2 separate regions of the Homo sapiens genome follow, and region 1 is linked to region 2. A link is a loop called in an ENCODE intact Hi-C map of the cell type or tissue named here. Cell type or tissue: PC-9. All regions are shown on one strand. Each heading gives the region's core, and the rest is flanking DNA. Links, peaks and the distances in the headings are about the cores only. Region 1 has its middle 160 kb from the start of AGAP1. Region 2 holds the start of LOC105373940 (a long non-coding RNA gene).

Region 1 (15,525 bases), core at 3,323-11,322, 62 kb after region 2:
AGCAAGACCCCTATCTCTTAAAAAAAATTTTGTAATGACATGGGGCAATGTTCATAATTTGTAGTTTAGTAAGAAAAGTAGGTAATAAACAGTATACTCTGCATAATCTTAAGTAAAAAAAAAAAACATATATACTATCTACGGTATCACAGCTAAAACATTTGGGGAGAGGTGATGATTTGGGAGCAGCAGCAGGATTTTATTTTTTATCCTGAAGTAATTCTTTTTTAACAATTTTTACACATTTGCAGCATAAATAAGTCCATGAGTCCATGCCTTATATTGTGCAATTTCATACACTTCTGAGAGTTCCATTCCTGACGGGTACAGTACCCCCAGGGTTGTGGGTAGGGGCTTGCTCTTCCCATAATTGGCACTTCCTTCATAATCTGCCTTTCTTTTCTGGAAAGCAGTCTGGAAGGACAGACATCAGCATTTTAAAGGAGGTTGGGAGGACTACAGTTCACTTTAATGTCCTCCTTATGCTGTCTTTATTCTTTACTGGCCCCATTTTTAAAAAACCATGAACATAACTTACATGTATTCAGAAAATGTGATAAAAGTTCCAAAAAGACAAGAGTGCACTATCGGTTGCCCACAAGTCCAAGCTCCCTCCCCAGCTCAGCCCCTGAGGTCTGACGTGGGGTCTGGTTGCAACTTGAAATGCTTCCCAAGTGATTCTAAGGTTCACCTTGATGGAGAACCCCTATCTGTCACCAGGAGGGCCGCCCCTTCGAATGGAGCCCTCAGTCTTCCAGAACAGCCCCTCATATGGCACATCCTCATATGGCACATCCTCACATGCCATCCTCATATGGCACAGAGGAAGCAATCCACTTTGCCTGCTGTATTCATGCAGAACCACAGACTTCGGGGTTTGATTCTTCTTAGTGTTATGGAACGGCTCCCTCAATTACATTTCCAGGGCTGACGGAAGGCAACTTCACTGCCCCGAGTTCTTTGAGGCTGTCAGTGTCAGCATGGGTATGAAAAGATGGAAAAGATGGATGGTTCCCCATTTCCACAAACGAATTGAAGCAGCTGTTGTCAGACAGAGGTCAGATGAACAGCTATGACATCACCAAGATCCCCACTGACAGCCAGAAATCCCAGTTCCAGGCTGAATGAGCCCTTGCGGGGCCCCAGCACAGGGCTGGAGGTAAATGGACAGCGCCCGAGTTGCAGGAGGCAGGCAGAGCCCCTGCCCTCAAGTAGGCACGCAGGGAGAAAGTTCCCATAGGTCCAGCCCAGGGATCAAAGGCAGGCAGGCGTCTCTGCAAAGGAGGGAGCTGGGGCTGGGGGAGGGTGGACCAGGGAGGCTCCCACGATGACTGCGTGATAAATGGGTGCTTCCTATCTTTCCCTTCCCTGAAGCCGTGGGAGGCCCCTTCTTTCTCAGTAGTTTAAACTAATTGTCAAAATGGGGTAAATTAGGGCCAGTAATGAGATTAATAAATGCCTTTTGCGGGGCAGTAGCTTTGCTTGGAAGCACTCTGGGTGTGAAGTGTTCTCCTACATTTCCTGCTGTTCCTCCATTTTTGACAACAATGGAGTGAAACTGTCCATTTGAAATCGAACAACTTGTTTGTATGTGGACTTTAGGTTCAGAATGATGACTTGTTGTGTTGTTGAGAAAATTCACGTCTTTGTGGTTTGATATTTGTGATTTGATATTTGTGCCGTGGTGTAGCACGTTGAGCGAATGCAAAGTTTTGAGTATGTTAATCGCCCTCTCCCCTCCCTCCCCCAGCCCAGAGGAAACTGTGGCTGGAGCGTGGTGGTCTCTGTTTTGGGGGGTTTGTCCATGCAAGAACCCTTTTACTGACTGGGAGGTCGAGGAGCAGCTCAGCTCTGGCAGCCTCCATGGGGGAGGGGAGTCTTGTTCACTGAATTCCACAGGCTTGGTGTCACCTAAGTCACCTGTGCATGCCTCGACCTGCCTGTTCCTGCCCAGCTGCCCCTGGAGGTACAGAGCACCAGCGGGAGCAGCAGCCCGTGGGGACCAGGAGAGGACGGTCTTTGTCTCCACTTATGGAAAAGGGCCCAAGACCCAGAAAAGCCCAACCCAGCCTGGCAGTTGAGGCTGCCCACTGCCTGCTCCCAGCTGGTCTTAGAACCTCATTTTCTAAGGTTCCCTGTTCCCCCACCATTGCCCCAGCCCCTATCCCGGCAAGAGCAGGCAACCTGAGCTTGGGGTACCGTGCATGCTCTTGTTTCTTTGAGGGCCCTTTCTCCTTCTTCCTTTCTCATTCAAATGCTACCTATGTCCAAGGATTCCATGTCGCTTGGCTTCCCCAAAGCCTTTCCTGCCTCCACGTGGTCTCTTTTCTGCTCTTTCATAGCATTTGCATTAGGGTACATGGAGTGGGTTGAGTGTTATCCCCCAAAATTCATGCCCACATGGATCCTCAGAATGTGACCTTATTTGGAAATAGGGTCTTTGTAGTTGTGATTAGTTAAGAAATCAGTGATAATGAAGTCATACTGGATTAGGGTGGGGTCAAAACCCAGTGACTGGGGTTATAAGAGAGAACTCACCGAGACACACACAGGTAATAAGGCCACTTGAAGACAGAGGCAGACAGCATCACTAATGATCAGGGAAATGCAAATCAAAACCACAATGCGACGTCACCTCACTCCTGCATGAAAGGCCATAATCAAAAAGTCAAAAAATGATAGATGTTGCCGTGGATGTGGTGTACAGGGAACACTTACATGGCTGGTGGGAATGTAAACTAGTACAGCCGCTGTGGAAAACAGTGTGGAGATTCCTTAAAGAACTGAAAGTATAATAGAACTGCCATTTGATCCAACAATCCCACTACCGGGTATCTACCCAGAGGAAAAGAGGTCATTATACGAAAAAGATACTTGCACACGCATGTTTACAGCAGCACAGTTTGCAATTGCAAAAATATGGAGCCAGTCCAAGTGCTTATCAATCAATGAGTGGATAAAGAATTGTGATTTTTATATGTGTGTGGGTATATGTGTATATATATGTGTATACATACACACATACCCACACACACACACACACACACACACAACATGGAATACTACTTAGCCATAACAAGGAATGAAATAATGGCATTTGTAGCAACCTGGATGGAATTGGAGACCATTATTCTAAGTGAAGTAACTCAGGAATGGAAAACCAAATATCGTATGTTCTCACTCATAACTGGGAGCTAAGCTATGAGGATACAAAGGTATAAGAATGACACAATGGACTTTGGGGATTTGGGGAAAGGGTGGGAGGGGGATGAGGGATAAAAGACTACACATTGGGTAGCGTGTACACCGCTCAGGTGATGGGTGCACCAAGATCTCAGAAATCACCACTAAAGAATTTATTCATGTAACCAAATACTACCTGTTTCTCAAAAACCTATTGAAATAAAAAATAAACAAATAAATATTAACAACAACAACAACAAAGACAGAGGCAGAGACTGGAGTGGTGCATCTACAAACCCAACCAGAAGCTGGAAGAAGCATGAAACAGATTCTCCCTGAAAGCCTCCAGAAGGAACGGCCTCCAGAACAGAAAGGAAATAAACACCCAATGTCTTAAGCCACCCAATCTGCTGTACTTCACTACAGCCCTAGGAAATTAACACAGCACTGATTGCCAGTTTCCCCCTATACATGGTCCACAGTGCCTGATGTGTGGAGCAAAGCAGGGGGCCGTCTATGAACATTTATGAAATGATTGAGAGAAATAATTCATCCAATTACAGCATGTTCCAAAGACCCACAGCAATTAGTGAAGGCAAAGAGCAGGGTTGGTTTTTCCTTGCAAAGGGAGCCTCTGAACTGGTATTCTGAGCCTCCCCAGGCCTCCCCAGGCCTCCACCAGGCTCCCATGCTGTCCCTGTCATTGTTCCGTGCTGTAGGAGGCTCTGTGGAACCAGATAACATGTGTAAAAGCGGCATGGGTTTCTAGAAGGGCTCCAGGGTCTTGCTCCATGACAACAGAATATGGGTCAAGGTCAGGAAGCACCTGTTTTTCCTCTGCCCTAGCCTGGCAAGGGGGTTGTGACCCCACTCAGGACCTGAGGGCTTCTCTCAGGGACCCCTAGATAAAGGGGAGGGCTTCTACCACCCTGGAAAAGGAGGTAAGAAAGCAAGAGAAATTAATTAACCATTTCCCAAACGTGTCTAACATCTAAAAATTTGCCGTGGCCAAAAGCACTGAAAAGCCCATCATTGCTTTTTATTTCAGCGTTGTTTTTAGAGAGGAGAAGTACCATGCAGCACAGAGGCTGACTCCGTCACTCAGGGGACAGGTAGGTGTTAGCATCTTCATGACGTATACGGCACTTCCCTGAGGTATTACAGTCCCCAAGACAGGTGTTGTACGACTTACGACACTGTTCTTGGCACCAGATTCCAGAAGGGCAGCTGCAGAAAAAAAGTGCTCCATAATGTAAAAGTGGACATGTGTGATTACTAGTGGCAGACCTCAAATTCTTTCCCTTCATGAAACCTGCAACCTTCTGAGGTTTAACTGAATCACTGTGACTTCCTCCCTGGTCTGTTTGTTGACGTTTCCCTCTAAGAATGTCAGCACCAGAAAAAGGTCTTAGAGGCCGGGCGCAGTGGCTCACGCCTGTAATCCCAGCACTTTGGGAGGCCAAGGCAGCAGATCACTAGGTCAAGAGATTGAGATCATCCTGGCCAACATGGTGAACTCTACTAAAAATACAAAAATTAGCTAGGCATGCTAGCGCGTGCCTGTAGTCCCAGCTACTTGGGAGGCTAAGGCAGGAGTCGTTTGAACCTGGGAGGCAGAGGTTGCAGTGAGCTGAAATTGTATTACTGCACTCCAGCCTGGTGACAGAGCGAGACTCCATCTCAAAAAAAGAATGAAAAAGATTTTAGATGGCACCTGGTCCAGCCCACACATTTTGCAGTGATTCTGGAATGGCACTCTTTTCTTCCATGGTGAGCTTTTCCTTCCCTTGGGAGAGCTGTGCCTCACACTCAGTCAGGGTTCTCTAGAGGGACAGAACTAATAGGATAAATAATAGAGTCAGGGTTCTCTAGAGGGACAGCACTAATAGGATAGATACATACATAACAGAGAGTTTATTAAGTATTAACTCACACGATCACAAGGTCCCACAATAGGCCATCTGCAAGCTGAGGAGCAAGCAGAGCCAGTCCGAGTCCCAAAACTGAAGAACTTGGAGTCCGATGTTCAAGGGCAGGAAGCATCCAGCACGGGAGAAAGGTGTAGGCTGGGAGGGTGGGAGGGTGGCCAGTCTAGTCTTTTCACATTTTTCTGCTTGCTTTATCTTCTAGCCTCCCTGGCAGCTGATTAAATGATACCCACCCAGATTAAGGGTGGGTCTGTCTTTCCCAGCCCACTGACTCAAATATTAATCTCCTTTGGCAACACCCTGACAGACACACCCAGGATCAATACTCTGCATCCTTCAATCCAATCAAGTTGACAGTCAGCATTAACCATCACACTCAGCAAATCACACCTGTCAGTTACTGTCATCTGTAGTGATAAAACAGAAAGTTCTCCTCATTTGTATGTCTGTGGCAGATTGAAGATGACCACAAATTCTTTGACTCTTCTCCATTGAGAAGGGGATTGAGGAGGGGCTCCATGTCCTCTCCCTTGGTCCCAGGTGGCTCCATGACTTCCTGACCAGGGATTGTGACAGAAGTAGCACTGTCTCATTTCCAGGCTCAGGCCTTCAGAGATGGGCAGCTCCATTTCCTATCTCTTACAACACTTACCACTGGATTCCAGCCACCCAGCTACCAGAAGCCCAAGCCACAGGGAGAGGCCATTTACAGACAGCCTCTGACTTACAATGGTTCAAGTTAACAATATTTCAACATTGCAATAGTGTGAAAGCCATGCCCAGTCAATGGAAACCTTATTTTGAATTTTGACCTTTTCCCAGGCTAGCAATCTGCAGCATGATTCTCTTGTATTGAGCCACAGCTCGCAGTCAGCCATGAGACCACCAGGGTAAACAACCAATGCTCTACAGTGCACTGTGTTACCAGATGATTTTTGCCTAGCTGTAGGCTAATGTAAGCATTCCAAGCACATTTAGGATAGACTAGGCTCAGCTATGATGTTTGGTAGGTTACGTGTAATAAATGCATTTTCCACTTATATTTTCAACTTACAATGGATTTGTTAGGATGTCACTCCGTCATAAGTCAAGGAGCATCTGTAAAGATGCTCACGATCCCAGCTGACAATCAGCATCATCTGCTAGCCGAATGAGTGCACCATTTTGGATGTCCAGTATAATTGAGCCTGTAGCATTAGAGTGATTTGTTATGCAGCACTAGATAACCTGAACAAGGCCAGTTCCCACACCCTCCATCCTAGAATCTCAGAACTCAAAGAAGTCTTAGGGGTTATGTCTTCATTCAACAAATATCTACTGAGCACTTGCTATGACCAAAGAAATGTTCCAGACAGTAAAAATTCAGCACTGAACAGAACAAACAAGATCTCTGTTCTCACAAAATTTATAGTCTAGCGTGGAGTAGAGGGGGAGAGAAAATATAAATGATAGGTGCTATGCAGAGAATTAAAAGAGAGAAATAAATGCAACCTTGAATTATATCAGTTTTTATTTTATTTTCTTTCCTTTTTTTTTTCTTTATGAGACAGGGTCTCACTCTATTTCCCAGGCTGGAGTCCAGTGATACAATCAGAGATTTTTTTATTATTATTATTATTAGTATTGCTACTTTCTAGCTACAACTGCTAGCTTCCATTCTCTTAATATTTATCTGGTGTATCGTTTTCTAGCTCTTAAATTTTAAACGTTTTGGGTGAGCTCATGTTTTATCTTGTGAACAACATATATTTGGATTATGCTTTATTTATTTATTTATTTATTTATTTATTTATTTATTTATTTATTTTGAGATGGAGTCTTGCTCTGTCGCCCAGGCTGGAGTGCAGTGATGCAGTCTGGCTCACTGCAACCTCCACCTCTCAGATTCAAATGATTCTCCTGCCTCAGCCTCCCAAGTAGCTGGGACTGCAGGTGCATGCCACCACACCCAGCTAATTTTTGTATTTTTAGTAGAAACGGGGTTTCACTATGTTGGTCAGGCTGGCCTTGAACTCCTGACCTTGTGATCTGCCCACCTCGGCCTCTCAACATGCTGGAATTACAGGCATGAGCCACAGTGCCCAGCCGGATTATGCATCTTTTAATAGCTGCATTCACACATTCATGTTTGCTCTAATTAGACATATTTTGAACTTGTTTCTTCCTGATTGTTCTCTATTATTTAACCATGTTTTTTATTTTATTCTCAATAATTGAATCTCTTCTACATCATCTTCAAGTTTCTCTCCAAACCTAGCTTCTGCTTAAATATATACAATTTAAGGGCACCAACCTTAGATAGCTAATAGATATTATGTAGGTAAATAATCAAATTCCCCTTAATTTCCACCTAGGGATCTTCATGCTGTATCCCCATAGAACGAGTCCCATCTATTATCTACCTGACAACATTGCAGATATTTGACATGTCCAGCATGTTCCTCCTCTCCTAGGTCTTCTCTCTATAATGCCTTCCATTCCTTCATCACTCTTCCTCCAGGACAGTGTTTCGAGAACTATTACTTCACTTTGCTCTCCCCCCTTTAAAATGTGGTGCTCACATCTGAAGAATTAGCCCCACAGTAATCTGATCTGTCCCAAGAGAAAATGAGATTGTTCCCTCTCTCGTTTTAGACAAAATCCCGTCATTGCCCGAGCTAAGCTGGCATTGACTCCTGGAAGCCAACACACACACAGTGACTCACAGCAAACGCACAGGCAACCAAAGCCTCGGCATCTTCTTCCTGCTGAGAAGCCGCATCTCCTCCATCTTACGTTTCACAGCTGAATCATCTTAACGCAAATACCCAACTGTACAATTATCCCCAATCAGACGTCATCTTTTTACAGTCAGTCCACTGCTCCAGGCTGTCAAGATATTTTTGGATTTTTACCAATATTGTGTTACCCACAGAAGTAAATGTTTTCTTTGTTCAGATTTTCTCTCTACAATTTCCTTGGCTTCAGTCCAATAATTCTTTATATTCCATTTCTTATGTACAAGAACTATAGTCATATCTATAGGCAATTTGTGGAGAGGATGAAAGAGTGAGGTAGAAAGTTGCCCCCAGGCCAGGCACAGTGGCTCACACCTGTAATCCCAGCACTTTAGGAGGCCAAGTCAGGTGGATCACCTGAGGTCAGGAGTTTGAGACTAGCCTGGCCAATATGGCAAAACCCCGTCTCTAGTAAAAATATAAAAATTAGCTGGGCGTGGTGGCATGTGCTTGTAGTCCCAGCTAGTCAGGAGGCTGAGGCGTGAGAATCACTTGAACCCGGGAGACGGAGGTTGCAGTGAGCTGAGATTGCACCACTGCACTCTATCCAGCCTGGGCCACAGAGTGAGACCCTATCTTAAAAAAAAAGAAAGGTGCCCTCAAAGAACTTGCACATGACCCCTCTCTGAGCTCAGTAAAACTGTCACACAGTGCATGTGAATGGTCAACCCCAGGAACAAACCAAGAGGTTGCTAATGTGTGACAGAAAAGTCTGGGGACACTCAGAGACCAACTGAGAAAAATCTCAGGAAGGTAGGATTACATTGTGATTGGCATGTAATAAGCAGAAATCTATGCATTTGTGTCATAGCATGCTTATAGAAAAAAGGAGTTTGTCAGCAATAGCAGTATGGCAAGAAATGCAGGTTCTTAGAACAAAGGTTGTTGGCATCTTAGATTCAATCATGGCATGGGCTGAATTGTGCCCCCCCCCATTTATATGCTAAAGTCCTAACCCCCAGTACCTCAAAATGTGACTGTATTTGGAGATAGGGTCTTTAAAGAGGTAATTAAGATTAAATGAGGCCATTGGGTTGGATCTTAACGCAATATGACTGGTGTCCTTATAAGAAGGGAAGATTAGGACACAGACACGCACCCAGGGGAGACCATGTAAAGTCACAGGGAGAGGACATCATCTGCAAGCCAAGGAGAGAGGACTCAGGAGAAACCAGCCCTGCCAACACCTTGACATTGGACTTCCAGCCTCCAGCATTGTGAGAAAATTAATGTCTGTTGTTTATGCCACCCTGCCCACGGTAGTTTGTTAAGGCCACCCAAGAAAACTAATATAGACCCTACCAACATGTGTGGTAACCCTCCCCTGAGGCCACCTTCCTGAGACCAACAGCTTCCCTTGTGCTGACTCTATGCTCCCAGGAAACCATCTGCCTACGGCATCCCCTGAGGCAGGCACAGGTAGGAGAACACACTTGTTGGGCTGCCCCAAGCATTTATTGTGCAGGCACGTTTCACCCAACTCTTAACAAACCAGCATAAGGTTTGTTAACATATGTGCACATGCATGCAGGTACAGTGGGTGCACCTATGTGTGTCTGCATCCCACAGCCTTCACTACAGGTAGAGACATGCACCAGCCTTGGAGAGACAAGCACATCTGCCTCTAAGGAAACTTCACCCCTAGGTGCATTGGCAAAATTGAGTTTCTGAAGAAGCCAAGTTGAGGGTAAGCCCAGGACATTAGTGAACAAGCCAAAATTCACTTGCCATTTTGTTACCGACCACTGGTTCTTGGGCTCTCAATGCCATAGAATTTGACATGAGGCCAAAAAAGTTTCCCCAGACAGGATTTTATTGGAGCTGACTCCTGGACATAATGAGGGCAGCATGAGAGGGAGAGAGAATTCCCTGACTGACTTTCCAGAAAGAGTCAGTAGGGCTTTTTTATTAGGCAACACTCAGGAATTGACATCAGGAGTAGGGTATGCAGGCTGGCTGGGCAAAGCACGTGAGGGGTAGGGGATGCAGGTCAGCATTATCTGGCTGCCGTGGTTCTCTTGAGCAATGGGCCACCTGGTAGTCTGGCCTGCAGCAACAAGGCTATAAATCGATTGTTTAGCATTCCTTCCCAGGACAGGACACTACCGACCTTGGTTATCTCCTAAGGCCAGTTCCTGGAATTCTTTAAGTAAAAGGCACAGTTAAACATTATGGTGTCCGTGAGATATTGGTGTGGGTTTTGTGAGCAATGGGAATGCTCTACTGGAGGTGAGCTGAAGCCAAGCCCCGTCTCTGTCTCAATGTTATGGGACTATCTAAGTGGCCAGAAGGCGACGTACCAGCAAATCTTTCATCTCATCACCTGTGAACTTGGAATTGCGATAGCACTAATACAACCTAGAAGCTTTGTTTGTTTTTTAAAAGCAGAAACATGTGACAATTTAAGAATTCAGATGAGCCTAAAGAAAGAAAGGAAGGGCTCATGATCTGTGGACTGTGGCTCAGTATCTGGATCTAGACTGAGTCTTGCCTGTGACTGCATGTGATTGGCCCAGCACGAGAATCTCCTAGTGACAAGGCTTCTGGGTGAAAAAAGGGGTCTTATACATTTGGTACTTCCTTGTTTTACACAATGAGCTAGTGGTACAATTGAGATCAGAACCTAGGCGCAACACTTTCTCCACTGGTTTCTCTCGATGTCTGGGTGCTAGCAAGGAAAGTCATGAGACTCGAAAGGTCACAACGAGGAGGTCATGTGATCAGCACAGGGCCTGATCTAAGGGCCTTCAAGGGACATAAGGTAGTCTCTACCGGTTAAAACCTCGAGGTCCCTTCCTGGGCTCCTCCCTCCCTCTGGTCCTTTCTGAACTGATGCTCCAGGAAACGTGGCAAAATGCAAGAATAATCCTAGCGATCTCATTGCCCACCATCCCTGTTTAGACACACCCAAGACCCTCCAAGCGTTTCCACCCCTTCTCCATGGTCTGTAGGGTCCTACATGATCTGGCCCATAGGCAGACACTTTCGCCTCACAGGCCCAGGCATAAGGGCCTCCACTCCCCATGGTCCCCCATTATCATAGAGACTGGCAGGCACAAGGGTCTCTACTCCCCATGGCCCCCCACCACAGAGCCCTGCAGGCATGAGGGCCTCCACTCCTCACAGCCCCCTACCCCACAGCCCTGCAGACACAAGGGTCTCCACTCCACGTGGTCCCCCACCACACAGCCCTGCAGGAATGAAAGCCTCCACTCCCCATGCCCCCGCAACCACACAGCCCTGCAGGAATGAGGGCCTCCCCTCCCCATTGACTCCCCTACCACACAGCCCTGCAGATGGCTTGCTCACCCTCAGCCCAGACTCCTCCTCAAGGCAATTCCTCCTGCTCCCTGCCACCACTTGCCCACAGAAGCCTTCCAGGCATGGTCAGATTCCTCAGTTCCCTGCCGAGGGAGAACCACACTCCTTTCTAGAGCCTGCTCCTGAGTCTGTATTTAAGATGCATCCATGTGACAGGTAAGCGACTGGCTCCCCCCACTAGACAGTGAGACCCGGGACAGATGCAGAGCGGACCCTGCACAAAGTCATCCTTCATCGATATTGACTCAGTGAGACAGTTGCCACAACAGCCCTCACGGTGGGCCCTGGAATAAACAGATCAGAAGCAGCCCTTTCCCACTGACTTTAGACACAGTTTCCTCCGGATGATTTTCTTTTTTCTTCAACAGCTGTGGTTAGAAGCATTGTATCAGTCCTCTAACAAAAGTTAGGACATTCAGAAGCAGGTGTGAGTAACAACAGCATCAATGCTAACAGCCTGATGGTAAGAAAAACAATATTAAAACAAGGAAAAAAAGGGCAAAATTATTATCTTGGTGGCTTAAGATTGTCGTTGGAAACAGCACACAATCATGTCCTCAGGACTCCTGGTGGTGTGAAGATGTTTGTCCCTACACTGAATGCCCAGTGGCTGAGGTTTTTCTCATAAGTCAAATTATTACTCATGTATTCTCACCTTAAAAACAGACAACATAGATATTCTGGAAATATTTCCCCCTGAAATCATGACAATGTTTTGCTGCTTCCATGATCTGGAACAGGAATTGGCAAGCTCTTTCTCTGTGGGCTAAATGAAAACAGCCATAAACAACACTATGTAAATAGACGTGGCCGTGTTCCCAATAAAACTTTATTTACAAAATTGGGAAGTGGGCCAGGTTTGGTCCCTGGTTATCATTTTCTGACCCCCATCTAGACCATTCATACTGAGGAGCTCCTCACTTACTGACAATGTGAGATGAATGAGCAACAAGACGTCTTAGTCTCCGGAACAGACATCATCTCAAGCACTTCGGGTGGTAAAGAGCCATAGCTGTCACCTCATCAACTCCGTCTTGGGCTAGCCCCTTTCCTCTGCACTCTTCAGGAGCTGGGGGTGAGGTTTGACCCCTCTCTACCCTGAACCGTGTCCTCCAGCACTGTCAGACCACGTAGGGTCCTCGTGAACCATTTGGATGAGAATGTGCATGCTGCAAAGTCCGTCCCCTCCCAGAGGAACCCCTAGACCAATGAATGGTATTATTAATGAGTCTCACTGCCTAATGAAGAGCATTGCTCAGCTCTTAATAATACTGCTGATTGAAGCCAAGACCCTAGTCAAACAAAAGAAGCTTGTTTTGTCACTTTTAACTATGGGCATTAGTTTAAAAGAAGGATTCTTTCACAGAATGGTGATATAAAATACTCCTGCGCAAACAAATTCTTCATATTTACTTTTGTGAGTCCTCCAGCTATATTTTTGTCATTTGCCTGGATAAACCCTCCTCCTTCTCCTTTTCTCTCCCTCTCTTTAAACTTCAAGCATCATTGCCAAGCCTAACAAGTGGTTAACACTAGAGTTAATTACCATAAATTAATTGCCATTCTAAATAGTCAGTTCTGGAAATGACTCCAGTGGCCATGAAATTTAGACTTGAGCAAGGCTCATCAAGGCTGTGTTTTACGAGAGGATCAGAGGATCTGAGCCTGGCATCAGCACATGAGCATGGCTGGGCAATGTTCCCCTTTTGTACTCCCTGCTTGAAGATACAGTGAAGTAGTCTGTGCTTTAGCGACAGAGAAAACATTGCAAACAGAGAGAATTGCAAGGAGAAGCCATTTTCTCTTAAAGAACATGAACCAGGCAGTGGCTCACACCTGTAATCCCAGAACTTTGGGAGGCTGAGGCAGGTGGATCATGAGGTCAAGAGATAGAGACCATCCTGGGCAACATGGTGAAACCGCGTCTCTACTAAAAATACAAAAATTAGCCAGGCATGGTGGTGCGTGCCTGTAGTCCCAGCTACTTGGGAGACTGGGGCAGGAGAATCGCTTGAACCCGGGAGGCAGAGGTTGCAGTGAGCTGAGATCGCACCACTGCATTCTAGCCTGGCAACAGAGGGAGACTCCATCTAAAAAACAAAAAGAAAGAAAAGGAAAAAAAAAAAACCCAGAACCATAGCTTTGGAATTCCAGAATAGCTAGGTCAGTGAGTCCTCAAAGGATTCTGATTTCTGGGTAGTTAATTTTGGTCTAGGTTTCCCAGAATATCTATAGCTCCAAGAGGACAAATTTAGAAAATAAAAGTAAAACTATTTTGCAAGATATGGGGACTGGCACGAAGGAGAACAATTTCAGATATTTGTTAATCAGATCTTGTCACAGTGAGGCAATAAAATAGGTCAAGCCAATCAATAGGGTTTAAAAGAAATTAAGCCCTATAAATAATTTAAAAAGGATTATCCTAAGTCCTTTCGTTACTAGGTTCAATTTGCTGTAAATTTTCAAAAATTCAACCCAACCAAGTGGACCTTTCTCTCTTCAGCACAGAGAATCAGAGGGCCTGCAAACCTGAAGCTGTTCTGCCAACCCCATTAGCCCCAGCATTGAAAATCAAAACTACTTCCCCTGGATTACAAATCAAACTTGGGAAGAAATCAAGATTATTTTCAGAAATATTTAGAGGAAAATCCCAAAGAAAGACAAAAATTGAATAGAGAAAAACTATGGTGCTCCTCTTCCACCTGGGCTGCAGAAAGCTAGAAAAAAACCACCACCCCTGCCCTAATGATGAAAGGTAGACAAATTACAAAATCATCACTTTGCTGGACCTATCAGAGATCTGAGGGTATGGGCAACCAAGTATCCTGAAACCCGAAGAAATGAGGGTAGCTCCAATGCAGGACATAAACACCTGCCCGCCTGTGGCGCACAAGAGGAGGAGGTGCTGAGCATCACAGAGGCAGGTAAGAAGAACTCAGCTGCAATTCTAAAAAGTTGCAAATGTTTGAGTGTGGGCTTGCATGAGAATATACAACCTTAGCAGACACAAGGAGGTCTGCACCCAGTTAAAGGCTCTTTTCCACAGAGTTCCAGCAAATATTTACAAGAAAGGTCAGGGGTTGGGGAGGAAATGAAAACGATGGCACAGACCTTGAGAAAGGGAGCAGATGCAGGAAAGACATAAGTCCCACCTGGACCCTACTCCATTAGGAAAAAACCGTCTTAAGCCTCTGGAGGAGGCACAGCAAGGACTATCTTCCATAGAGCACAAGAGAGGACCCACTGGGGCTAGGAGAAGAGTAAAAATAAAAAGCCTCAGTCCCAGGGGTAGGGAATGGGCCCAGGATCCTATACCAATACTATTGAAGACCTCTCCCACAAGAGTCCAGCCAAAGACACAAAGTGTTTGGCCACCATGGGCAGGAGGGACACCATCACTTTGAAAGTTGCAGATTAATGACACTGGCACACAGGCCCACCCAAAGCTGAGGCTTGGCCAGGACAACAGAGAACCCAATAACTCCAATCACCAGGCTACCACGTACCAAGTAACAAGAAACAAGAGTCTACTCCTGCAAGAGGGCCATGAGCATAGAGAAAGACCCTTGTCTGTAACAGAGGCACACAGAGAAGGTCTATAGCTGAATATGGAGCAGGAACATTGAGAAAAACCCTTCAGCACCCCAGACTCCTCCATAAGTAGAAGGTAGGACTAGAAGAATTCAGTGAGGATGGGGGTGCACTGAACATAACCAGACCAACAAGAAAACCCAAACCCAGCTGAACTTCTGACCAGAGTGACTCAACCCCACACTAACAGTATAGGAGAAAAGGTTTGCCCACTCCGGGCATAATACTTTTGCCTCAGTCTCTACTGTTCTATACATGATGTCCAGCAATAACACAAAAATTCTGAGACAGAAAAAAGGAAAAAGAAGCAATCATCTTCTAAGAGACAAGGAAATCAACAAAAGCAGATGCAGAGATGACCCAGATATTGTTATTGTCAGGTGGGAAATGTAAAATGCATATGATTAATAAGTCAAAACTTTCATGTATGAACAGATGGAGACTTTCAATGGAAAAAAAGAAAACTGTAAGAGCCCAAAGAAAATGCAACATTTTTTTTTTAAACCCATGGTGACATAAATGAAGAGTGCCTTTGCCAGACCTATCAGTAGACCTGACATGGCTAAGGAAAGAATCATTGAATTTGAAAACAGATCAAAAGAAGCTACCCAACTGTCACACAAGGAGAAAAAAAAAGTGAGAAAATAAAAAGAGCAGGACACCAAAGAACTGTGGGACAATACCAAGTAGACTTACACACAGATAACTACAATACTAGAAGAAGA
Region 2 (15,525 bases), core at 4,654-12,653:
AGTAAACATGTTCTTTTAAAAATAAATTCTGGGCCGGGCGCGATGGCTCACGCCTGTAATCCCAGCACTTTGGGAGGCCGAGGCGGGCGGATCACGAGGTCAGGAGATCGAGACCATCCTGGCTAACACAGTGAAACCCCATCTCCACTAAAAATACAAAAAATTAGCCGGGCATGGTGGCAGGCGCCTGTAGTCCCAGCTCCTTGGGAGGCTGAGGCAGGAGAATGGCATGAACCCGGGAGGCGGAGCTTGCAGTGAGCCGAGATCGTGCCACTGCACTCCAGCCTGGGTGACAGAGCGAGACTCTGTCTCAAATAAATAAATAAATTCTGAAGTTTGAAAATAAAAGCAGATCATTTTCTTTGGGTAAAGAACGACAGTTTCTAAGATATTGAAATTTAAACTTTGGAATCATAGTTTTAAAGAGCAGAGAATCAAACAAAATATGAGTGAAAGAAAAGTGCTTTGAAATGTAAATTATATTCCAATATTAATTTGCTAGTATCACTCACTTATTTACTTGTCAGAATAACTTTTCCAAGGAGGAGACTTTCATGTCGGATTGTGACTTACAACAATGTCCAGTTTGATGTATTGGTGGAATCAATATGACAGAATCAGCAAAGGTAAAGTCCATGATTTAATCATGCCACAGCTTGGTGAGTAAATTCACTCACCTGTGACATGCATAATTTACAACTGCAAGTTTAATAACTGTAGTTCTCCGCATCAAGCACTTTAACAACAATTTCTAACAGCAAGCAATTTCTATGATATTCCTACACAGCCTGGAGTTTACTAACCAGCTCTCCTTTGAAAATAAGTATTCATGCAAACACCAAAATCCTGCGGGAAATTTCCCCACCCCTTTTGTTAAACAGACTCAGAAACTTTGATGGCAACACAGAGAACACGTACATATTTAATTTAAATGTTATAGTTTATATTTATAAATATTCTCTCACCTCTCTTATTTTCCTAAACCAGGGGATGTTGTTAACCAAAGGCTTCACATTCTCGAAAGCATTTGTGAATGTCCTGAGGTGCTTCTCTTTGAGTTGTGTTGAAACTTACGGCCTAGGTTTATACAACTTCTAGACGAAGGCTCAATTACGATATTCGAGGCAGGTAAGTCTTATCCCCTATACAATCTTATGATGCTGGTGTCCAAGCCATTGGAATAGCTTGGTGTGATGAGCCTGACCTGCCTGAGAGCCATTGAATCTACGACTGTGCCTCATAGACATTCACTTCCCTGGTTGCTCAACTGCTGTCTCCCCTTCCTTCCCCTCAATCTTCTCACATCTTGCTTTGTTTTGTCTTCCTTATCTCTACCCCACATTATATATGGCAGTATGCGAAAGCAGTGGACTCCAAACTCTCAGAGTCCTGGCTTAGTCAATGACTCTCTGGGTGGCCTCGAGGACCTTTTGTTTGGGTCTCATTATTTGCTGTAGCTCCGGTCTATAAAGTCACTGTGAACACTGAACTCGTGCATACTGAACCATTGCTCCTAAGGAAAACACAAAGTTAGGTTCCTGTGAGCCTCTGGTTACAACACTTTCCTCAATACACAACCTTGTTTTGTGTGTGTTTCCGTGTAAAGACACCTCACTTAGTATAGATTATTGATTCATTAACGTTGAACTCACAGCCAGCAGAGTTACAATGAATGCCTGAGCAGGGTTTACCTAACACATGTGTTTTTTTCCCAAGACATGTAACAGCCTTCTTGTGCTATGAATATGGAAAGTTCTTCAGCACTACCCTTGGGGGCCATTTTAAAGAGCAAAATCACCAACTAAAAGGACGAAAATGTTAAAAACAGGGCACTCGATAGACTGAAAAGGACACTTGTTTCCCGTAGGAGAGCTGAAACAAGAAGACAGTGTTGCCTTAGCTGACCTTAGTTGGAAAATGTGCACGGGAAGATTCAAATTGATCACTGCCCTGTCCATGTCTACTGGTGATCACAAGAGTGCCGAGTGTTCACTTTAGGATCACACATAAATGTTAGCAAGTAAGGCCGACTCACAAATACAGAATTGGCAAATAATGAGGATCTACAGCTATATTTTGTTTCTCCTCTTTGGCCTCAGCCTTCTTATTTGCAAAATATATTAGAAGAGGAGAGACCAGGGTCCCCTAAACCATGTTCCAGGGACCCTGGAGATGCGCTCCCAGGAGCTGGGACACCCACTCCTTCCTTTCTTCGCATGGCAGCCCCTCCTTCTGTTGCAGAGCTGCTTTCTCCCACTTGAGGTGTGTGTTGCTGCTGAACATGGATCTGCTGCACACGTCACCAGCCAGAGGTGGGCATTTGATCAACTGGAGCCAATCTGTGAATCTTGTCTCCCTCTCCCACCTTGACACTAGCCCAAGGGGGCAGAAACGGCTGCAGAGGAGCCAAGAGGGACCCTGGGAAGGAAAGCCACTGTTGTTTTGTCTGGATGGTAGTGCAAGGACACTGTGAGCCTCGCACTGCTGTCTCCTGCCTGGGAATGACGCCATCATGGAGGAAAACAGAGCCAAGACATGGGGTGAGGGAGGAGAAGAGAGGAAGCAATGCAGGTTCATAATAGGGTCAGTTAACTCTTCAGTCTACTCAATGAATACCTTTAAAAGAATATGCGGGGCTGGGTGCAGTGGCTCAAAGCTGTAATCCCAGCACTTTGGGAGGCCAAGGTGGGAAGATTGCTTGAGCCCGGGAGTTAGAGACCAGTTTGAACAACATGGTGAAACCCTGTCTCTACAAAAATTACAAAAATTAGCTGGGCATGTGTGCCTAGAGTCCTAGCTACTCGGGAGGCTGGGGTGGGAGGATCCCCTGAGCCCGGGAGGTCAACGATACAGAGAGCTATGATTGCGCCACTGCACTCCAGCCCGGGCAACAGAACAAGACATTGTCTCAAAAAAAAAAAAAAAAAAAAAAAAAAGAATATTCCATTACTTTGAGATGGATTTCTACCACGTGGGGAAAGCAAAACACCCTATTTGCTCACAAAGGCTGGACAAGTTGGAACCCATGTAGATGATCTTTATGATTTCTCTTTATATTTTTACATTTCGCCTTTTTTCTCCCCATAGTCCTCCTCTCCTTTACCCGCTAACATGGGATTGCAATTGATTGTTCTTTACTTTTTAAACAGCCACACACAGCATCTATTTACCCAAGTGATTAAAAAAGAAAAACAATTCCATGGCTCTGCAGTGCAGTCAGGGAGGGCTCAGGAAAGGAGCAGGCGCCGCGTGGTGGGACAGCGTGATTCCAGCGCCTCGGCATGTCTCAAGGAACAGACGACTGTTGTTCGCCCTGGCTCGCTCTGACTCATCCTTCCTGTAACTCTCGCTCTTTTGATTCCCGCGTGGCATCCTCTGGGCTGTCTTTCTGATACAGAAGCCGCCGGATCTGGCACAGAGCTCAGCAGCTACTGTTCCCATAGACTCCCCTGGAGCTGTCATAAGACATGATTTATCGAGTGGAGAGCCGTCCCTCTCAAATCACTCCAGCATTTCTAAGCCAAAGACTTTTCCCCATCCACCAGGGCTGTGTGACATCATCTTTTTGACCTTCGGACCCGGAAGATCTGTGCTCATCCTCAGAAGATAGGCGTACTGGGTCTAACATTTACTTTCTCCTTTCTATTCTCTGACCTGCTTTTCACCAACGTAGAACAGGGGCTACCATCTGCTGAGCCTGTACTGTGTGTGTGTGGCAAGTTAGATATGTCAATTCAGTAAATTATCACGAACCACATAAAATGTAGGTATGTTTTTCAAGGTTTATAGATTAAGGTACTGAAACTCAGAGAGGTCAGGTGACTTGCCCAGGGTCACACAGCTAAAGATGACAGAGCTAGAATTGGAACCCAGTCCTGTCTGACTCCAAAGCACACAGGTTATCACTACTCCACAGGTGCCCTCTGCTGTGGACCACAGGGAGAACAATTGCTCCTTTGCTTTGAAGAAAGAGGAAGGAAAATTATTGTAGGTTTGCAAAGAGTTCATCTACATTTTTCCCCTCAAAGAGGGAGATTCCTTAACCCAAATCGTCCTCACTGTCACCCTGGCTCAGCTACTTGGCTTCCAGAGACACCAAAGTTAAGTGTGCACATTCTCAAATAGGTCTCCTGTTTTTATTTTGTGCAGCAGGCAGGGAGGGGAACTCTTGGCAAGGAGCCCTTCTTTGACAGTAGCCTGGGCAGAGAGAAGATCAAGGAGGGACGCGTGGGTATTAGAGTGGCAGGAACAAAGTCCACACCTGTGCCGCCCAACACAGCAGCCACTCACCCCGTAGGGCCGCTGGGCACTGGGAAGGGGGCACGTTCAAGCCAAGCTGTGTTGCCAGGGTAACGCACCCACCAGGTTCCAGAGATTGTGTATGAAAAAGAGAATGTAAAATATCTCCTCGATAAATTCTTTATATTGATTTTATGTTGAAATGATATGTTGAATATATCAAGCTAAATAAAAATAGCATTAAAATTAATTCCACCTGCACAGCAGGAGGTGCGTGGCGGGTCATCGAGCATGACCACCTGAGCTCCGCCTCCTGTCAGATCAGCAGCGCCATTAGTTTCTCACAGGAGCGCGAACCCTGTTGTGAACAGCACATATGAGGGATCTAGGTTGCATGCTCCTTAGGGGAATCTAAATAATGCCTGATGATCTGAGGTGGAACAGTTTCATCCCAAAACCATCCTTGTCCCCCTACCATCCATGGAAAAACTGTCTTCCATGAAACCGGTCTCTGGTTTCATGTAACCCTCTTACAGGATTACAAGCTGTGGGAAGGGAAAAATTCAGAAGAAAGAACCCTCAGGATAGAATAGTGTGCTTTTTATGAAATCCTTAACTATCCAGATGGGTACTAAATTTATAATACTCGTAACGCTGCTGTGATGAAGAATCTGTAGCAAGCTAGAAGGAAATATATGATTAACGTCAGAACCTAATTAAGGCTGTAAAATAATTGAATCAATGGCGTGGCCTGGAAGCCTGTGCTGGTATTCTCCAGCAGCCCCTGCAGGTCCAGCCTCCCTGTCTTCACCCTGAGTCTGCTTCAGCAGACAGCGTGGGCTTGGCCAGCTGGAGGCCCTGGCAGGAGATCAAAGGGCAGGAAGGGAGAGGGGCCAGCATGTCAACTCGCTTGGCCCTGCGTTGCTGGGCCAGGGGTTGGTATGGCTGCCTCCCCTCCCCATCCACTGTCAGATGGCCACTCCTAGAGCCACAGCTGGCTCTCCAAACCAATTCCTTCCATTCAGCCCAGGGAGCTTCATCACACCTTGCTGCCTTCCCTGAATCAGGCCCACTGTTCTCTCATTACTGATCTCAAAAAGTTGAGCGAGCCAGCCAGTCCCAGCCTATCCCCAGCATCACCCGCAGTGGACCCGAAGCCTAAGGTGAAAGTACACATTTTGCTGGTGAGGTAAGTTCAACCATGTCCCAAACAAACCAGAGAAAAAGCAAAGGCAAACCAAGAGCCCAGCAAGCATGGACTTCGGAGCAACCAGAGAGAGCCCCGTGCAGAGCCCAGGAGGGTGAGTGTGGGAAGAAGAAGGGCGGGTGCTTCTCGGCCTAGCACACCTGGGTCTCAGCTGCACCAGCTCTGGCCATCTGTGGGACCGTTTGCATGTGACCCACCTGCCCAGGCCTCATTTTCCTCATTTGTAGGATGGACAATGTCACCTGACACTGTTGGGAGAAGTGGCCCACGCATACCTGGCCCAGAGCAGAGAGATTGCTGAGGTCCACTTTACGGCTCATTGATGCCAATGGGCAGATAAGATAACCCTGGGGAACATTAGCCCTAGTGCTCCTTGGAGCCCAATCCTAGGAGTCAGGAGAAGCAGGTGGGAACATCAGCCCTGGCGCTCCTTGGTGCCCAATCCTAGGAGTCAGAAGAAGCAGGTGGGACCTGCTCCCTCCACCTCAGCTGGCCTCCCTCCCCACCCGGCACTAGAGCAGGGGCGAGCCATTGGGTATCCTCCCTTGCGCTCCCCAACCATCTCCTGGGGTGAGCTCAGGGAGCCTGCAGCTACTGGGACAGGGGCCCACTGGCACCTTGCTGGCCCCTACTGCCAGGCAGGGTACCATCAGCCAGCTCGCTCCTCCCAGGGAACTGCCTCTTCTCCAGCAGCCTGGAGTCCCCCACTTCCCAGCCCCATCGTCCTCATCCCAAGCCTGATCCCATTGTGTCCTGTGACTCCTTGTCCCTTGTTGGGCACCTGCATCTGTCCTCCCTCCTCAGCCTCCCATGCCCTCTGCATCCTGCACTCCTGCTGAACGAATGACCCAGGCCTCCACTTCCCATCAGAACATCCTCTGCAACACGTCCCTTACCGGCAGGCGTCACTCCCTGAGCTCACCATTTCCCTGCAGCCATGCTACGTGGCTGCTGCTTAATGTCTCAGAGGCCCCTTCTCTGAGACAGGGTTGAGACCTGGGGTTTGCACCCCCTCTGCCTTGACGCATCCAGCCCAGTATTCCTCCCACTTGCTCATGGCCAGATGAGGAAGGGAAGTGGCACCACTGGGCATTTGATTGAAAGCAGCAAAGACTCCATGACTCCCTTCCCACACTGCTGCCATTGGCTTGGTGGACTTTGACTGCAACCCTGCCAACAACCCCCGTTCTCCTGGCTTCCCTGAGCCTCTCACCTCTGATGACCTTCCCCACCTCATCTTTCACTCTCAACAGATGACCTCAACTCCTACTTTACAGAGAAGACAGAAACTAGGAGCTGGGACCTCCTTCACCTTCCTACTGCAAACCCACAGACCCCCCTGCATCTCCCCTCTGCTGCTTCCCCTTCCTTCCTTGTCACAGTGGAGGAGGCATCTGTGCTCTGGGATTGGCCTTCCCACCAGCCCTCCACCTTCCTGAGCTCACGCACCCAGTCTCCTCTCTCCTGTGTCTCCAGCCTTTCTCACTGCACTCTTTGCTCCATTGCTTTCATCAGCCTATTCTGCTCAAATTTCTCTGATCTTGAAACAAAGTTGGCCGTGGACCCAGTTCCTGCTCCAGCCCCAGCTATATTTCCTGTGTCTTCCCTTCCAACCTCTCCTGCCACAGCCAAGGCCTCTCCCCTCCATGAACTCTCCTCTCATAGTCCCCCAAATTCACCAAGTTTTCCAGCTCACGCCTTTCACATTTGCTCTTCCCTCTGCCTGAAATGCCCTCCCTGCTCCTCCTGTAGCTAGTGCCCTCCTTGACCTGTTCTCCCATGAATGCCTCCACCTCCTCCCAGCCCAGGCCAGGGTTCCCTGTGTCTCTCATCAAAACAGCATGGAGCCTGAATGTTCTGCTCTGCTGGACCCAAGTCCCCCAGCCTCCCAGGCCTCATCTGTCCCTTTAATATCCCAAGTGGCTCAAGCCTAGCCCATCCCATAGGAAGCTGTGGAGGGTCACCTGACTGTAGGGTATTGCCGGAGGCCCTCGCATGTCCTAAGCCCTCCAGGCTGCTCTCTGCTGTGGTCTCACTGCTGGGCATCACCTGAGATTCAGACACCTTCTCCCACCAGCCTGCCTCCAGCCCCCTGAAGCAACAGGAGGCTCAGAGCTGTTGAAGACAGATGAGAAACTCTTCAAATTGGACAACAGATCCCAGCATTCCAAAATGCCTTCCTTCCTCACTAAAGGAAATTCCTCATGCCCACGTCCATCTCTGCTTTGAGGACGCCTCCTTCCCCATCCCTCCTCTCCTCCCATCCTGGAGTCACCCCTCCTGCCTGCAAACTCCGATCTCCCCAAATGCAGGTGATTTTCACCCTTCCTTGTTCAAAGACAGGCACCTTCTGAGGTACTGGAAGATAGCATTTCAACATGTGAATTTCGGGGGATGCAATTCAGCCTAGAGCAGATATCCTCTCTTTCTCCACTGTGGCTTCAAGTACCAGTTGTGCCACTTTCTAATTGTTCATCCCTGGGCAAATATTTTAACCTCCCCTGAACCTTGAATCTCACATCTTTCAGATGCAGGTAATGACAGCCACCTGACCGGGCACAGGCAAGGATTAAGCGAGGTGATCTGGGTGAAAGGCCCCACAGGGTTCATGTAAGTTCCCTTCCTTCTGATCCTTTCTTCCCCTCTCTGTGTCTGCAGACATGAGCCCCGCTTTGAGTTTGCACAAGAGTGGTGTTCCTTGCAATGACAATGACAGGTTACTAAGGCGCGCACACTCTCCTCCGATTTTTAACCTAATGGATGACCCCATCGGCCTCCTTGAGGCCTGGGTCCAGAATTGGAGACTCTCAAAGGGAAGTTGCTACAGTTTATGATGGCAGGAAATCTGTTTACATTCTGAGTCTAAAGAGGAAAATGTAGGCATTCTTTCAACTTCCTGTTACAAAATGCTTCATACCAAAAATTCTTGCCTCCTCCGAAGTCACTGAAGGGTTACAGAGAGATCTCCTAGTTGTTTCTCTGCGTTTCCACTTCTCAGATACTACTTTAAAGGTGGCTTTTCTATGTTTTCAGTTTGTTTTTCTTCTCTTGGCTAAACATATATCCACGATTAACAGATTGTCACTTAGAAGGTTTATATTTATCATCATTATTTATGTTTATTCCTCTTCTGCTTTTATAAACTAACAAATGACATATTTTCTTCCACTGGTTAAAAACTACTTTAAAACTTTATTTCAACCATAATTTAACTTTTGAAATTTTTTACCCTATTTTCTCCAATACCCCTGCTTTGTTTTTAGTTTTCTTTAAATGGACAGCGAACTTTGTGAAAATCAAAATATTGTTTTATAAATAACTCAGTTTCTCCTCCACCCTTAACCAATGAATGGAACTACACAGTATAGTTTTTCTGCTTCTCAGAAGCTAATTACTCTATCTGATGTGTTTAATCTTATTTCTGACTTTTAATAAATCCATTCTTCCCAGGCTCATAAAAACTTCATTAGTTCAACACATTTCTTTTTATCTTGTTGTTGTTATTGTTGTTGGTGTTTTCCAATACAGAATCTCACTCTGTCTCCCAGGCTAAAGTGCAGCGACGTGATCTCAGGTCACTGTAACCTCTGCCTCACAGGCTCAAGTGATTCTCATGCCCCAGCCTCCCGAGTAGCTAGGACTACAGGCGTGCACCAGCGTACCTGGCTAATTTTTGTATTTTTAGTATAGATGCGGTTCTGCCAGGTTAGCCAGATTGGTCTTGAACTCCTGGCCTCAAGTGATCCACCTGCCTTGGCCTCCCAAAGTGCTGGGATTACAGGTGTGAGCCACTGCACCCTGCCTACATTTCTTTTTAAATGCCGCACCTTGGAAGCACCATAGTGGTTTTGTCCTTGCATGTGCGAATCCAGTTTTGGGCATTGCTAAGTGGATACACCTGCTGAATAATCACTTGATCTTTCCAGTGGCACCCACCAAAGACTCATCTTAAGATCCTGTAAAAGATGCACCCAGTGGAACTTGGTACTAAAAGACAATGGAAGCTCTTTTCAATCCTAGGGTTCTAGTGGTCTACAAAATGCCTTACTATCCAAATTTAACTGACATTTTTCTTTGCCACAGAGTATGTCAACAATCCATTCATTCATGGTCAAATATTGTAAACTTTTTAAGGTATGCAGCACTTAATTTTTCTCCAGAAAGAGTGAGAAGATAATATTCAACTAAAAACATAAAATCTCAGCTTGGAAATGGAGAAATATCTTCCTAGGCCTGGGTAAATCCAGCAAGGTAAATCAGAGAATTGAAAAATAGGACATTTGGGAGTTTTGCCCATGACTTGAGCAATTCTCTGTCTGCCAGAGTAGAATTTGGAGGGTGTGGTACCAAGTTCGTGTGTGGTTGGTCTCGGCATCATGGGGGGAGTATGCCTTCATAACAGCCAACGGGGGGTCTCTCCACAACTCCAAGCCCAGCAACTTGTAATCTAGTTTTGACAGTCAAAAGGTATTCAGTGAATGGATGATTAAATGAATAATAGCCTGGTAGAACAAGACTAACATGTCTCTATATGTGTGTGCCTTGACCTCCGTTACAGAGTCCTAGAGTCTATATTTTCTCCCCCTGTGGGAGACAAAGAAACTGAGACTGAAACAGTTCTACAACTTGCTGATGTCACACAGGGACAAGGCTCTATTTTCTGACCCCTGGGCTTTTTTTTCAACAACTGTATTCCATTTCTGAGTCAAAGGGAGTGCAGACTAGAACACGCATCCCAGTTCTCTCGCTGGAGCAGAAGCTCCTATTCCACCCACACCAACTCTTTCTTCATCTGTACGATGGGATAATGTGCCGTTTCCCCTACCTCACTAGAGATAGAGGAGGGGGATCCTCTAATGAGACAGCAGGGAGAATTATTTGAAAAACTAAACCAACATTTAAGGCCAGCTGCTGCTATTATTTTACTAGCAGCTTCTTCTTTTGTGCCAACTTAAAGCTACTTAAGGTAATATTTCCTTCCTACTTTTGATACAACTGGGTCTTTATTAGGAACGCTTCCTCCTGGGAGAAAAAGGAATTCCTCTGAATTCTTTGTTTCATGTTTAAAAAACCCGGGCAATGGAAAGAATATAGTTTGACCAGTGAGGATTAACTTCTAGAGATGTTGTACCATAACCTGGAATGCCAGAGAAATTGTAAAACAAAAGCTGTGGGTGTCTGCAACACTGCCGCAACCTCAGTGGCCAGCCGCAGAAAGAGAAAGAGCCTTGAAGGAAGTTAGATTTTGGTCACAGGTAACCACAAAGAACTAGTTATCACACATTGCCACATGGGTTGTAATACATCTATTAAGAAGCAGATTTTCTTTGGGGTTTGTGAGTCATCGTTCAGAATCTTAGTTCTGCTTGAGAACATGTGAACTGAAATGATCTATTTCTGTGTTATTCCTTTTTTCTCTTTTCTATCTTCATTTATTTTTTAAATTTATTTTATTTGTAGCATTCTTAAAACTCTGTAAGAATGGAGCCCAGGAGAGGGATTTTCTTTACTTCATTCCTAAGCCTTCAGATTCCTTTGTCTTAGCTTATTGTTGCCAGCTATTAGTTTGGAAAGCCTAAGACCTTCCATGAGAATTGTGTAGCCCCTGAACCCATTTCTCACCCATCAGATTGGCAAAAATTTACAAGCCTGACAATACACTCTGTTGACAAAATTGTGGGGAAACAAACATTCCTACCATGCATTGCTAGTGGGAAGGCAAATGTAAGTATTCATCTTGTTCAAAGAGATCCCTGCAGAAATGCCCCAAATAATGCTTGACCAAGTATCTGGGCACCCTGTGTGGTACAGCCAAGTTGACACAGAAAATTAATTATCACAGCTATGATACTTAATCATAGCTGATTAATGACTGTTGTGACCCCTATGAAAAAGAATTTGGCAATATCCAAATTCTGTGTGCAACCCCTATGTAAAAGAATTTGGCAATATCCAAAAGATCTACCTAATGCATCTGGGCTTTGACTCAGCAACTCCTAGGAATTTATCCCAAGATTTACCTCCAACAATATGAAAATACAGATGCACAAGGTTATTCACTGAAGCATTGTTTCTAATAGCAAGACATTGGAAACTACCAAAATGTCCAAGCAAAAACAAATCTATTGAACCCAGGAAATTGGTTCAGTAAACTCTGGCACATACATACAATAGAATAATAAGCAGCTATACAAAGAATGAGCCACATGCATGTATTTCCTCATTCTTTCAGCTAAGAGAGCCTAGAAACAATGACACTCCAGGAACAATGATCACTCGCTACTGCCAGATCTTAGTTTCCAATCCCACTATTCAGTGAAAGGAATCAGGGCTCCTTGGAGAAATGGCTGATTCTAGGACTGGAGCAGGAAATATAGAAGACAAGCCTAGAACTTCTTATAGTACCAGAAGGTAAGGAAGCTCAAACAACACACGCATGCACACACACGCACATACATGCACACATGCACATGCATGCAAGCACACACACTACAACAACAGGAAACATCAAAGGGACACAGGAGCCAATGGAAAGAGCTCCCAATGACCCAAGCTAGGATAATTTGAGAAGAAAATACAGTGATATTGGACTATAACCCAAGTATAAAATAAATGTCCATGAATTCATAAAGGTACAAATAAACGATTGAATGGGTAAATAAAGTAATGGGTGTGGTGGCTCACGCCTGTAATCCCAGCACTTTGGGAGGCTGAGGTGGGTGGATCACTTGAGGCCAGGACTTCGAGACCAGCCTGACCAACATGGAGAAACCCCGTCTCTACTAAAAATACAAAATTACCTGGGCATGGTGGCACACACCTGTAATCCCAGCTACCTGGAAGACTGGGGCAGGAGAATTGCTTGAACCCAGGAGGCAGAGGTTGCAGTGAGCCGGGATTACGCCACTGCACTCCAGCCTGGGCAACAAGAGTGAAACTCCGGCTCAAAAAATAAATAAATTAATTAATTAATAATAAATAAATGAGTATAGACAAATCTTCTGAGATGAATTCCAAATGATTTGTATAAATATTTTGCCCTCAGATGGGAGAAGCATAACTCCTTACTTCTTAAGTATGGGCCACACCTGGTGATTTCCTTCTAAAGAGTCCAGTATTAAAACGGGAGGTGGGGAGTAACTTGACAGTGGAGAAACGTGGCAAATACTACCTCAAGCCAAGTGATCAAGGTTAGCATCATCAATGATAAGTTATGTTGATCCAGTGTACCCTTGATTTGATGTGAAGAGAATATCGTTTATCTGTGTAGTGTCCTCCTGGAAACTCATAACCTCAGTCTAATCATGAGAAAAACATCAGGATAATACCAATTGAGGCTGGACACCGTGGCTCACGCCTATAACCTCAGCACTTTGGGAGGCCGAGGTGGGCAGATCACTTGAGGTCAGGAGTTCAAGACCAGCCTGGCCAACATGGTGAAACCCCGTCCGTCAGTACTAAAAATACAAAAATTAACCAGGTGTGGTGGCAGCGCCTGTAATCCCAGCTTGGAAGGCTGAGGCAGCTTGAACCCAGGAGGTGGAGGTTGCAGTGAGCCAAGATCATGCCACTGCACTCTAGCCTGGGTGATAGAGGGAGACTCTGTCTCAAAAAAAAAAAAAAAAGAAAGAAAAAGAAAAAAAAAAGAATACCAATTGAGGGGCATTTTATAAATTAACCTAACCAGTACTTATCAGTCAAAGTCCCAGGCAAGATGAATATACAGAGACCTGATGAGTAAATGTAACATGATATCCTAGATGAGATCCCAGAGGAGAAAAAGGACCTTGAGCAAAAACTAAAGAGATATAACTAAGTTATGTACCTTAGTAAATAACAAAGTATTGATATCGGTTCATTCATTGTGACAAATGTACCATCCTAATGTAAGATGTTAAAAATAGCTGTGATAATTAATTTTCTGTGTCAACTTGGCTGGACCACACAGGATGTTCAGATACTTGATCAAACATTATTTGGAGCATCCCTGCAGGGATCTCTTTGAATAAGATAAATATTTAAATCAGCAGGCGTTGAGTAGAGCAGACTGCTCTCTGTAATGCAGGTGGGTCTCATTTAATCAATGAGAAGCCTGAATAAAATAAAAAAAAAAAAAAACAATGCTCCCCTGAGCAAGAGAAGTTTTCTCCAGGAGAGGTCTTTGGACTCGAACTGGGACATTGGTTTCTCCTGCCTTTGGGCTCAAACTAAAACCTTGACTCTTCCTAGGTCTTGAGCCTGCTGGCCCTTTGGAGTAGAACTACACCATCGTTTCTCCTGAGTCTCCAGCTTCCTCCTTTCCCACCCTGCAGTTTTGGGGACTTTCCAGCCTCTGTAACTGTGAGCCAATTTCCTTATAATAAATCTCTTTCTAGATATGTGCATACTATTAGTTCTGTTTCTCTGGAGAACCCTGAGTATTACAATAGGGAAAACTGGGTGTAGGTGTATAGGAGCTCCCTGTATTATCTTTGTAAATTTTCTATAAATTTAAACTATCCTAAAATAAAAAGATTATTTTTTAAAGCCCAGAAAAAATAAATTGAAAAACAAAAGAATTAGGAAGATCTCTATAAATTAATATGGAAGTAGTTCTAGAAGACATTATTAAATGGGGAAGAAAAACAGCATTTGGGGGAAATTTATAGCACAATGCCAATATTAGAAAAAGAAAAAGGTCTCAAATCAATGACTTCAGTTTCCACCTCAAGAAACTAGAAAAAATAACAAATTAAACCCAAAAAATAAAGGTCAGAGAGGAATCAAAGAAATTTTTCAAAGTTTTAAATGAAAATAAAAATAAAGAGAATACAGCCAAAGCTGCTTCTTGAAGAATATCGATAACATTAGTAAACCTCTGGGCAAAGTACTCAGGAAAAAAAGACAGAGAATCCATAATCTCCTGACATTAGTAATGAACAAGGTGACACCACTACAGATTCTACAGAAATGAAGAGAATAATCATGGAATATCATTAACAACTCTATACCTATGATTGATAATTTAAACAAAGTGGACAAATTCCTTGAAAGATACAGGCTATAAAAGTTCACTCAAGGAGAAAGAAATAATCTGAATAACCCTACACCAATCATTAAAAATGAATTTGTACTTTAAAATCCCCCCTCAAAAAAGAAAATCCCCAGGCCTAATAACTTTACAGGTGGATTCTACCAAATATTTAAGAAAGAAATAATACTAACTCCAAACAAACTCTTCCAGAAAATTGAAAAGGAAAGAACACTTCTGAACTCACTATATGAAGCAAGCATTGCCCTGATGCCAAAATTAGTCAAAGATACTACAAGAGAAGAAAACTGCATATCAGTATCTCTCATGAACATAAATGCAAAAATTCAAAACAAAATTGTAGCAAACAGAATCCAACAATACAAAAAAGGATAACACATTATAACCAGTGCATTTCCTGGGGAAGCAAGGTTAGTTTAACATTTGAAAATCTATCAATGTATTCACCATATTAACAGATTAAAAAAGAAAAATCCATGTTATCATCTCAACAAACACAGAAAAATCTAACTCTCAGTAAAGCAGCACTAGAGGGGAATGTCCTCAATCTGATAAGGAACATCTATGAAAAATCTACAGTTAACTCCATACTAGGTAGTAAAGGACTGACTGTTTTCTCTCTAAGATCAGGAAAAAGTAAGGGATGTCTATTTTTATCGCCTCTATTTCTGAAGATTCTAGCCAGTGCAGTAAGACAATAAAAAAGAAATAAAATTTATCCTGATGGAAAAGGGAGAATTAATATTGTCTTTATTTCACTGTGATATGATTATATATAAAAGCAAATGGAATCTACAGAAAAGCTGCTAAAACTAATAAGTAATTTAGTTTGAAATGTATACAAGATCAATATGTGAAAAAATCAATTGTATGTCTAGGACCAAATAATCTGAAATTCCCAAACTACCAATTACAATAGCATCAAAAATATAAAATACTTTGGATACATTAGTCAAAAGATGTACAAGACCTGTATATACTAAACTATACAAACATTGCCGAAACAAAGAAAACCCAAATAAATAGAGAGATGTGTGGGTTGAAAGGC

Evidence for each region. Hi-C counts contacts between places; a loop is a spot of excess contacts. Peaks named below come from ENCODE experiments on the same cell type or tissue, not always from the same donor. Only the 100,000 strongest peaks of a DNase experiment are listed, where the experiment ranks them.
Region 1: a loop joins it to region 2, with 2.7 times the contacts of the local background. A loop is called at or near these places in 2 of 110 quality-filtered maps.

What each region holds. Positions count from the first base shown.
Region 1 is chr2:235,323,393-235,338,917 of GRCh38, forward strand. No RefSeq gene overlaps it. Among named protein-coding and RNA genes, the nearest start is that of AGAP1, 160 kb to the right of the region's middle. RefSeq lists an enhancer at 1,605-2,507. In PC-9, for the core only: no CTCF peak of the experiment used is centred there; DNase peaks (open chromatin) are centred at 7,879 and 9,969; H3K4me3 peaks cover 917 bases; H3K27ac peaks cover 1,159 bases.
Region 2 is chr2:235,260,449-235,275,973 of GRCh38, forward strand. It overlaps LOC105373940 (a long non-coding RNA gene), which reads left to right and starts at 10,169. Exons shown (of 3, transcript XR_924009.1): 1 at 10,169-10,412; 2 at 11,679-11,857; 3 at 13,676-13,780. RefSeq lists enhancers at 3,177-3,471, 3,197-3,491, 13,177-13,744. In PC-9, for the core only: no CTCF peak of the experiment used is centred there; DNase peaks (open chromatin) are centred at 8,313 and 10,703; H3K27ac peaks cover 1,575 bases.